Linked DNA regions of Mus musculus: region 1 is linked to region 2. A link is a loop called in an ENCODE intact Hi-C map of the cell type or tissue named here. Cell type or tissue: left cerebral cortex. All regions are shown on one strand. Links, peaks and the distances in the headings refer to the core of each region. The heading gives the core; the rest is flanking DNA. Region 1 holds the start of Nupr1l (nuclear protein transcriptional regulator 1 like). Region 2 overlaps Vkorc1l1 (vitamin K epoxide reductase complex, subunit 1-like 1).

Region 1 (5,376 bases), core at 285-5,284, 70 kb before region 2:
ATACATTGGACTTCCTTTAGCTTTTTGTTGTTTGTTAGTTTTTGTTTTGTTTTGTTTCCAGACAGGACTTCCACTGTGTAGCCCTGGATGTCCTAGAACTCTCTAGACCAGACCAGGCTGACCTTGAACTCACAGACATCCACTTGCCTTTCCCTCCCGAGTGCTGGGATTATAAGTATGCTCCATCTTTAACTCTCTGTCCATGTTTTACTTTAGTTTTGTCAGTCAGCATTCTTGGGGTTTGAGTATATGTGTGAAGGATTGTCCTTTTTTTTTTTTTGGAAACAAGATTTCACCTTGCAGTCCAGACTAGCCTGGAACTTGAGGTAACCCTTCTGTGTCAACCACTTGAGAGCTAGCACTACAGGCTTATACTAGCACTACTACCACCACCACCACGACCCCACTGAGTCTAACTAACATCATTATGTTTATTTGTTTTGAGAGGTAGGCTCATTTATGTAGTCCTTGCTGGCCTGGCGCTTACTATGTAAACAAAGCTGGCCTTGAATTCACAGAGTCCTGCCTGCCTTTGCTTCTTCCTAAATGCTAAAATTACTGTTGTACACTGATAAATTGATAAACTTTGTTGGCCTGAGGATTAGCAAAGTGGTAGTGCTTAGTACGTTTGAGACCCTGGGATTAATCCTCAAGATACTTTGTTAAGTCCGATATCCGTGTTGCTTTAAGGATGAGATCTATTAATGATTGTCTTTCTTTAAAACAATCATGTGGGGGCCATTCAGATAGTTCATCAGATAAAGGTGGGTGTTACCAAGCTTGAGGTTTTGAGTTCAACCCACAGGACCCACTGGGTGGGAGGAGAGAATAGATTTCCAAAAACTATCCTCTGACATTGTAAGGCCCCGGATGCTGGGCCTCCATTCAAGTCCTGGGATGAACTGGCCAACACCCCACCATCCCGAGAGAAAACCACACCTGATGCAAGCTGCAAGAGGTTTTATTATCAGCTAGCTGAGGACGAACCCCTGGAGCCTCGCAGGGCAGGGGAGTTCGACCCCAGAGGTGACAGTAGGGGGCTTTTAACAGCTAGCTGAGGAATTGGGAGGAGTTGGGAGGAGTTCTTCTCTTCCGGGTGTCCTTGGTGACAAGACAGGAGTGGGGAGTGAGTTCTTTCTGAATTTTTATCTCTGTGTCCTCGGCACAGGAAGGCCGGCATCTCTGGTTGTACAGTATAGAAACAAAAAAGCCTTTTGCTGGCTATAGAGAACAAAGAGCTTCTTTCTAGCTGTATTTTTAAAGATCAGGGAAAACAAGCTTGGGGAAATGTTTTAGGGGTTTACCTTTCAGGGAGAAATGCTTTAAGCCAGGGTCTCACAACATCCATGTGCACACACATTACTTTTACATTTACATGCATTTATTTGTGTGAATGAGTGTTTTGCCTGCTTGTATGTATGCCCCAGGAAGCCAGAAAAGGGCTTCAGGTCCCCTGGGACTGGAGATGTAGACAGTTTTGAGCTACCATGTGAGTGTTGGGAGTAGAACCCAGATCCTCTGCAAGATCATAACCACTAAACCCTCTCCAGCCCCTTGGCTCTAACATGCTACTTGTGATGTTTAGTAAGTCTGTCTTCTTAACTTATGAAGCATGCCTTTGTGTAGATTTGTTGAGGGAATTTCCAGAGATTATAGATTGGAGAGAGACAACCCACCTTGAATGTAGCTGCATCATCAGTAGGCTGGGAACTTGAATAAAAATGGAGGGGGGGGGGTACCAAAAAAAAAAAAAAAAAAAAAACACAAGCAAGATGCTAGAATTCCCCTTTCTTTGCTTCCTAATGGACGAATGCAGATTGAATAAGTAGCCTCAAGATCCTGCCCACCGTGTCTTAGCTGATTGTATTCTCAAACGATGAGCCAAAAAAATAACCTTCCCTAAACAGATTATTGCCAAACATTTGGTTATAACAATGAAATAGTAATGTCGTGAAGAGAATTTTCTTGTCACAAGAACAAAGTTAAAGCAATTCAGCAAGCCAGTTTTCTTTTTGCACAAATGAACCCAAACTAGGCTAGCAAATTCATTTGGCCAGAGCTCCTCGTCTTTTATCGCAGTGTTAGGATTATAGGTGTGTGCACAACCACACCTGACTTATACAGTGATGGGGATGGAACCCAGGCCTTTGTGCATGCTAGCACTCTACTGAGTCACATTCCCCAATTCCGTCCCTTCAGGTTTTAACCAGCGAAACCAGGTTTATTATACTTATTTACAATTCGGACCCCGCGAAGAAACACAATTCCGCATCTGGAACAAAGAAGCATGGAAGCCACGCCCCCTGTGAGGTCACAGAGCGCTCCCTACAGCGGAGCCAATAGGAGCACTGGGTGGGGCATTCCGGCGGAGTGACCAGCGGCGGCGGCGGGCGGAGCGCATCGGCGATGGACCCTCCAACTCGTCCTTCTGTCTCCGGCCCAAGGACTCGAGCCCGCCCGCCGCCGCCGGAGGCGCTGCCCACCGTCGGCTTCGAAGAGGAGGTGTACGACTGCCTGGATTACTACTACCTGCGTGACTTCCCGGCCTCTGGGGCTGGACGCAGCAAGGGCCGGACGCGGCGCGAGCAGCAGCTACGCACCAACTACCCGGTGCCCGGCGGCCACGAGCGCAAGGTGGCGCAGATACTGCTCAACGGGCAGCGCAAGCGGCGCCAGCGCCAGCTGCAACCGCGGCCGCGCACACGCCTGGCCTGAGCACACGCCACGCTTGAGCGGGTATGGGCAGGCGGAGCCCATTGGTGTTGGGTAGGGAGTAGAATGTATATCTCAGGTCGGCCTCGAACTCAGTGTGTAGCAGAGGATTACCTTGGACTCCAGATTGTCCTGCATCCAGCTTCCATGGATGGGCTGGGATGCTAAGACATGAGCCACAATGTCCAATTCTTTTTTTACTCTCTTCTCTTTTCCTTTCCTTTTCTTCTCATTTCTGACACTGTCTCCTAAACTGACCTCGAACTCATCACCCCTCCAGCGTTTACCTTAAAATGCTAAAGTTTCAAGCATGGGCCATGATTCCCTGCTGTGTGGTTTTGTTTTATTGATGATGCCCGTAGCCCAGGATTCCATGGTGTGTAGCAAGCCTCAGCTTCTCTAGTCCTGAGATGACAGGTCTGGCCACCATATTCACCTGTCATCTGCTTCTGAGACTTCCCAGCGTTAATCATAACTGTGCTGGCTCCCGATCCCCGACCCAGGGGTTTCCCGGCTGCTGGTGAAAGTCTCCACCGTTTGGAAGTTTGCAATTGTGTGAGAAAAGTCTACATTGGAAATATAGGGAAATGTCCGAGGAAATCCATCTTGGCAGGGTGGCTCACACCTGTAATCCATCTCCAGCCTCTGTGCTCAGGAGACCGCTGGAATTGGAGGCCAACCAGGAACACTCTTTGAGGCACTGTCCCAAAACAAAACTGCCCCTCCTCCTTGTTTGCTTCCAATTGCTGTAATAAACACCGTGAACTTTTGCTTGCAACTTGGGCAGGAAAGGGGTTGTTTCACCTTAAAGCTTACAGCCCTTCCTGAAGTCAGGGCAGGAACCCAGAGGCAGGAACCGGAAGCACAGTTCCCAGAGGTTCATGTTCAGTTACCTTTCTTGTACCTCCCAGGACTATCAGCCCCGGGTGATACCGCCCACAGTGAGCTGAGCGTTGAGAAAAATCCCCGCACTGACTTGTCTCTGACCAGTCTTACAATAGAGGTATCTTTCCAGATGACTCTAGTTTATGTCGAGTTGACAGAACCAAAACCCAGCAAGCCAGCAGACAGAAACTGGGCATGATAGTGCCCACCTCTATGCCTCTTTGAACTAGCAAAGTGAAAGAGTGGGTCAGAAGTTCAAGGTCAGAGGCTGGAGAGATGGCTCAGCCATTAAGAGCCCTTGCAGCTCTTGCCTTTTAGGATCCCCGCACCTGTATTAGATGCCTCGTTACCGTCCATAGCTCAAGTTCAAGGGGGATCCAACACCCTATTCTGCCCTGTGAGGACGCTGCATGTATATCACACAGACATACGCGCACTTAAACACATAAAAATGAACAAGACATTTAAAAGTTCAAGATTGCTGGGCGGTGGTGGCGCACACCTTTAATCCCAGCACTTGGGAGGCAGGGGCAGGCAGATTTCTGAGTTTGAGGCCAGCCTGGTCTACTGAAGGGCTCCAAAACATCCAGGGCTACACAGAGAAACCCTGTCTCAGGAAAAAAAAAAAAAGTTCGAGACCATTGGCTACATAGTATGGGGCCAGCCTGACCTATAGGAGACAGGAAAGGGGAGGCTGAGAGCACAGTTGAGTTGATAGTTTTCACTTAGTAAGCATAAGACTCTGGGATTAATCACTGGCACTCTGTAAATAGGACCCTCATCTTAATATTCGGGAGATAGAGGTTCATGGAAGTTCCTGGTTATGCTTATCCTTAGTCCCAGAGCTGGAGGCCAGCCAGACGCCATCTTTATATATGGCTGGAGAGATGGCTCAGCGGTTAAGAGCACTGACTGCTCTTCCAGTGTTCCTGAGTTCAATTATCAGCAACCACATGGTGCCTCACAACCATCTGTAATAGGATGCCCTCTTCTGGTGTGTCTGAAGACAGCAAGTGTACTCATATATAAAATAAACAAATTCTATATAAATATATATGTGTAGATATAAACAAAACAACCTACTAGTGACTATGACCTCTTTTCCTTTCACTCAGGAACCTGAGACAGGAGGATCTTGAGTTGGAGTCCTGCCTGGGCATTATTGTGAGTTTCAGAATCTCACGAGCAAGAGTGAACCACCTCATCTCCAGAGGAGAGAAAACAAACCCCTTCTAGTGTCTAGTGCTCTTCCTACGACTTGGGGGAAATCACTGATTTTTGTCTCCATCTTATTTCCTACAGGAAACCTGAAAGACCTGTTAAAAACTCTTTTCCAGCTGTAACCAAGATCCTCCGTGCTGGTCACCTGGACTTTTTGACAGGGTTTTAAGTTTACTGCTCTAGTGTTTTTCCTCACTAATTAATTGTTAAGTAAGTAGTTTCCTGGTGTGTATGCCTTTTTTAGGGTTTTTCAATTAAAAGAGCACAGCAAGAATGTATTTTAACTCTTCTGGCTTTTTCTCCCTCCCCTCCTCCAGCTCCAGTTACTGTGGAGGTAACTGGTCTCCAGTTCACAACTCTCTGGGCTCTGACATATAAAGAGGCGATCACAAGCTCAGGAGGTAATTGGTTTGCTAACGTGATTGCAGCAAAAAGCCCAAGGACCCGAGTTCGATCCTTAAAAGCCCTGTTTTTGAAAAGCTGGCCCACACTTAAAATGCTACCCTTTGGGAGGTAGAGGAAGATTCCCGGGCTCACTGGCTAGTCAGCATAGCCTGA
Region 2 (5,376 bases), core at 161-5,160:
TTTATGTTCCATACATACTGGTTCCTTGGCTGTTTTTCAGACAAGATTGGTGTGTTGTTTCTTATTCTGGGTGTGTGCATGTTCATGGCATGTGTGTGTCAGTCAGAGGACAACTTTTAGGGGTTGGTTCTCTCCACCAAAGTAAGTCTGAGAATTGAAGTCAGGCTGTCAGGCTTGGTGATAAAGGCCTTTATCCTCTGAGCTATCTTACTGGGCCTAAAATTTTTAAATGTATTACTATTGTGTATAGATATGCACACATGATATGTGTGGGGATGGGTGTAGAGGTCCATGCCGCTGCCCACATGTGCAAGTCAAAGGACATTATAGAGTCGGTTATGTGGGTTCTGGGCGTTGACCTCAGATTATTACATGTATGTAACTACCCATAACGCAGTAGACATTAACGTGAAGCTTGGAATCATTCTGATAAATATTTAGAAGTGATTGAGTGGTACAGCGATAGCTCAAGTGAGAGAGCTATTTCTACTTGATTATTTTTGTTGTTGTTTTGACACAGGGTCTCAGTTTTTTAACCCAGGCTGTCCTAGGACTCATTGTGTAGCTCAGGTTAGCCTCCAACTCATGATACTCCTTCTGCTTCAGCCCCCAGAGTGCTGGAATTACAGATATGCACCCCAGCCCCCGCTCCTTTTGTTGAATGCAGTCTTAGCCTCACTGCCAGCCCACTGAAGCAAAATCTGCATTTTGACAAGTCCTCACTAGGTGACTTCACTTTACCAAGTGCTGACCTGGAATGTCCCACCCCTGTTCTTCTGTCTATCTGAGTAGGCTTGTCCAATCCTGAAGGTAATGTACTTGGTATTTTTTTTCTTTTGGCTGTAACTAGAGTGTTCGTTCCATGAGGGCAGTGCTGCCTGTCAGGTCCTGCGCCTTGGGTGTGCTGCTCCCCTGCTCACTAAGTGTTTGGTGGGTGAGAGAATTCGTGCATGGGATGGGATGGAATGGAGTTGCTCTTGTGTATTTGAAATGTGTAAGTCTGTAATAAACATCCTCCACCGCGCTCAGTGCCAGGGTTGGGGTGGTGGTTGTTTCAGGGACTGTGAAGGGGTTGTCCTGTTGCTTGGACATGAGTTTCTTTAAAGCAACGTGACTCCGTCACTCAGTCCTGTTCTCAGACGTAAGTTCCTTTCTGTGTGTAGGAAGCACTGTCATTCGGGGTTAAAGCTGAAGTGTCGTGAGGGTTTATCTAGTTACTGTTGCTCTGTTTGTATTACCGTATTAAATGGATTTTAATAGTTTTTAAAGTAAGATTTTAGGGGGTTATAGAGGTGGGAAAGGTATTACAGGGGTGGGCAGAATGAACTTTATACAGGAATAAAATTGTCAGAGAACAATTCAATAACAATGAACAAATTCAATAACAATTATTTTAAAAGATTCTGAAAATGTGGTCTCAATAATTTTGAAAAACTTTGAGTGAAAATGTATAGTGGAATGTGAAATACCAGTTTTTACTTTGGAAACAGGATTCTAGAAGAGACTTATGGTTTCTGATACTCCTCTGCAGCAGAGATCAGGGTGTGTCTCCTCATGCTGACTCTGGTGAAATGTCCCGTAAGCAGCTTCTCAGAGGCCTGACTGGTTTGAGCACAGCTATGGAACGGACCGGCCGCATGAGTAGTTTTCAGCTGCTGCAACTTAGCAGTGGCTGCAGGCTTTGTTGATGGTCACAGCCTAGGGTGGGAAATGGAGTGAGTGGAGGCCAGGGACCCTGCTAGGCACTGTAATGTAAGAACAGCCCCTACCACAGAGAACTACCTAGTTGGAAAGGTCTCAGGGTGACCTGAATTGAGAGAGGCTTTCCCTTGCAAATGCTAATACTGTCAGTAAAGAAACAGGGTGCCTACCTTAGGAAAAGAAAGTTTAGAGAGTCTTAGGTGGAAATACAGAGCTTTTAGGGATATTTGTATTAAACCATCAATATAATTCAGACACAGTACAGAAATCTAATGTTTGGCCTTACCCTTGCGCAAATCAGTCATGGAAAAAAAGATATTTAAGTGTTTTGCAAACATAGTTGATTGTGGAATTGGATAATATTCTCAAATAATTTTACATTTAAAAAATTAGGGAATCTCAAATATAGGGTTACTGGTTTTCCTTATTTTACAGATGGGGTCGAGGATTTGGTCTTTTGGGTTCCATTTTTGGAAAAGATGGTGTATTAAACCAGCCAAACAGTGTCTTTGGACTTATATTTTATATACTACAGTTATTACTTGGTAAGTATTGATACAGAGATACAGAAATAAGCTTGTTATACCCATTCAGTGCTTGTGTCTTCACCCTAGTGTGTCTTCATAGTAAACGTACACGCTAGTAATAGAGAACCACGAGAGTGAAGTGTGAGTCACTGCTGCTTATCATGTGTTGACCTTGGTATCAGTGGACGTTTAGTCATGGCTAGTAGTGTGTCATGATGTCCAGAAACCCAGCCACATTCATGGAAATTATTACTCCAGTCTTGCTTGTGAGCTTGTCTTTTTAAAGTTGTATTATAGACTCTAGCTATCCTAAGGTATCGCATCTTAAGAAATCAGTAGCAGTAAGTTGCCATACCCCAGCATGTCTATTTCTCTACTGTCCCCTGTCTTGTGGGTCTTTTGCTTGTCCCTTTGGTGCTGGAATTGAACCCAGTACTGGACAGCTGAGCTGCATCCTCAGACCTGCCTTTTGCTAAGAGAAAACATCAACAACAACAAACTTGGTAGCCTCTTATTTTCAATATTATTGTCCTAAGTGTCTGGGCATTTCAGGTTCACATTTTTACTAAACAATGCCATGGGGATCCATTTTCTTTATAGTACCTGTCCTTCCTTGAATTATCTCCCTGAAATCAATTTCCACGCATGAGGTTAATGAGACCCCCCACCCCCCAAAAAAAGCCCAGGTTTTTTTTTTTTTAAAGAATGGATTTTAACAGTTATTGCCAAATTGTTCCTCTCTTCCAATTGTCTGGTCTCCCATCTAAGGTCCATTTTAGAAGTGTTTTGCTTTTTTGTTGTTGTTTTGTTTTTGTCAAATTTTCTAGTTGTCAGGTATCAGTAGCCATCATTTTGACATATTGTACTTTACTGTTCTGTTACTGCCCCCTAGCTTATTTGTGACAGTCCTTTGAAACTCTAGCTTTGTGGTGGGCTTGTGCTCCCATTTGTGCTGTGCAGTTCAGCTAGGGATATATTATTATATTGTTTGTCAGCTCTTCTGTACAGTCATTGGCTAACTTAAATCTGGAGTTGGCTTGCTGCAATTCACATTTGGAGTATGAATTTTTCTACCAAATATTATCAAGGTTGCCCAATTCTGAGTGTATGTATTTACCCTGCAGAGATAGGAAGGTGTGGACAAGATACTCAGGATAGTGCAGTTTAAAACAGCAGGCTACTCGTGGGGACTCAGCAGCAGGCAGTGGCTGAGGGAGCGGAGGCCTCTGCATCTTAGAAAGTTGTGTGCAGTTGTTAAAGAATTGAGTGTGAAGAGATCAAGGTTCAGTAAAAGCAGCACAGTGGGGTTTAAAGCTATATGGTAATTACGCTTGCTTGTGTGTGCAAAGCAGAGGATGGGTCCCATGGGGGAGGGGAGAAGTTCATCTCCAACTTGTTGATTTTGTGGGATTTCTAAAGTACAGCCCCAAATCAGGGAGCAGTCATCTTCCCTTAATAGGAAAGGAAGGGCTTAGAGAAGAAGGGCATGCAGGTTCCTGTGGGAGACCAAGGTGAGGTGGTTTGCATTTATAATACTAATGTGTCGGCTCCATTTCACATGCGAGTCCCATCACAGGCAGACCCACTTACCTTTGCTGACTTTAGTTTCCACGTGCTTTTGTAATGTCAGCTCTTCTGAGTCATCTAACATATCCAGAGCTTGCCACCTCCCTTCCTTGTAGACTGTGTGACAGTTACCATTGGACATTTTTCCCTCCACATAGTTCAAATGTTAAAGAAACAGGCTGCTGTGTGGTGAAGGGAATCCCACCTCAGATCCACTTCAGCTCAGCTCCTTTGCCCCACCCCCACCCCAGCAGCGCTTCTGGAGTTTGTTTTTGAATAGATAAGAAAATGCAAACAAACACGTGGTCTTAAATTTCTTTATTTTCAAAACATAAAAAGCAAATGCTGTGTTCCCTGTCCTTCCTACAGTGTATTTTCCTTTTCCCCTTTTATTCTTTTTTTTAACTAATCTATCTATATTTTTATATGGAATGGATATATTAATTTTTGTTTTGTTTTTTATTTTTGGTTGAAGTTTTTACAGCTATAAGATAATTCTATTGTTACAGTAATGGCACATTATAAAAGTCCACAATTTTCCCCCAAATCACAGATGCCTGCATACACTGCAATTATTACAATAGCAGCCCTCACGTGGCATCCCACTTCATTCTCATGGCAGACGTTAGATGTACTGTCTGCTATTTAAATTGGAGCAGAGAAAAACACAGTAAATAGTTCACACGTCATTTTATGTATGCATTTTTTTGTTCCTTTGCTTGCTGTGCTAGGATTTGAACCCCACAGCCTTGTGCATCTAGGTGACAACAGATCTGCTCCTGAGCTTCATCTTTAGCTCACAAGTGTTGTTTTTCAAAACATTTATCATTCTTAGCCTTGCCTGTCCTTAGATTCTCCTACCATAGCCTCCTGAGTACTGGATTATGGAGTAGCTTGTCATGCCTGCCTTTGCATCATTTTAAAACTAACTTTCTTTAATAAAGTCAAGGTGTCATCACTAATTATTCAGACTTAGATTTTGAGCATAGATGATTTGGCACAGGTGAATGGAGTACTGTTTGAGTAAATCTGACATTGGAGTAAATTCTGGCCCATTAGCAATTAGATAGGTCAGGAGCTTAGTATGTTCTTGCCTTCTCTGACCTTGAAAATCAATGTATAGTATTTGTGTTGCTGGCATTAGGAAGTTACAGGACAGTGCATATGAAGGTAGTGAAGACTCCAGATACTTTTGTCTTGAGCCCTAGCTTTTAATACCTGACTACTTGTTTTTTTCTCCTTGAGACAGAATCTTACTATATATCCAGGCAGGCCTCCAGTCTGAGCTTCTGCCTCAGCCCCCAGAGTGTTGGCAGATGGACATAGGCCACCATACCACTCCAGCTGCCTTTTACCTGATGTGTTTTGATGCAGATGTGGCTGACTGGCCTGGTTTACTTTCCCTTCCCCACCAATTAGTCACTCTAAAGTGTCAGCGTGTTCTCTCTCTCTCTCTCTCTCTCTCTCTCTCTCTCTCTCTCTCTCTCTCTCCTTTTTTTCCCTCTTCAGGACAGTGTAGACAAGGGCATAATCACCTGGTCTCGCTTTTTGGTCAATTTGATCTAAACATGAAAGGCAGCAT

Evidence for each region. A loop is a pair of places that touch in the nucleus more often than their neighbours do. Peaks named below come from ENCODE experiments on the same cell type or tissue, not always from the same donor. Only the 100,000 strongest peaks of a DNase experiment are listed, where the experiment ranks them.
Region 1: a loop joins it to region 2, with 2.5 times the contacts of the local background. A loop is called at or near these places in 2 of 42 quality-filtered maps.

The regions. Positions count from the first base shown.
Region 1 is chr5:129,906,186-129,911,561 of GRCm38, forward strand. It overlaps Nupr1l (nuclear protein transcriptional regulator 1 like), which reads left to right and starts at 2,355. Exons shown (of 3, transcript NM_026916.3): 1 at 2,355-2,736; 2 at 4,713-4,761; 3 at 4,900-5,096. The coding sequence starts at 2,407. The coding sequence ends at 2,715. It also overlaps a transcript of Zbed5 not described here. In left cerebral cortex, for the core only: CTCF peaks have their summits at 2,575 and 4,577 (motif pointing left); a DNase peak (open chromatin) is centred at 2,366; H3K4me3 peaks cover 1,150 bases; H3K27ac peaks cover 777 bases.
Region 2 is chr5:129,976,383-129,981,758 of GRCm38, forward strand. Vkorc1l1 (vitamin K epoxide reductase complex, subunit 1-like 1) reads left to right here. Exons shown (of 3, transcript NM_027121.4): 2 at 2,137-2,246. Among named protein-coding and RNA genes, the nearest start is that of Gusb, 24 kb to the right of the region's middle. In left cerebral cortex, for the core only: a CTCF peak has its summit at 3,138; no DNase peak of the experiment used is centred there.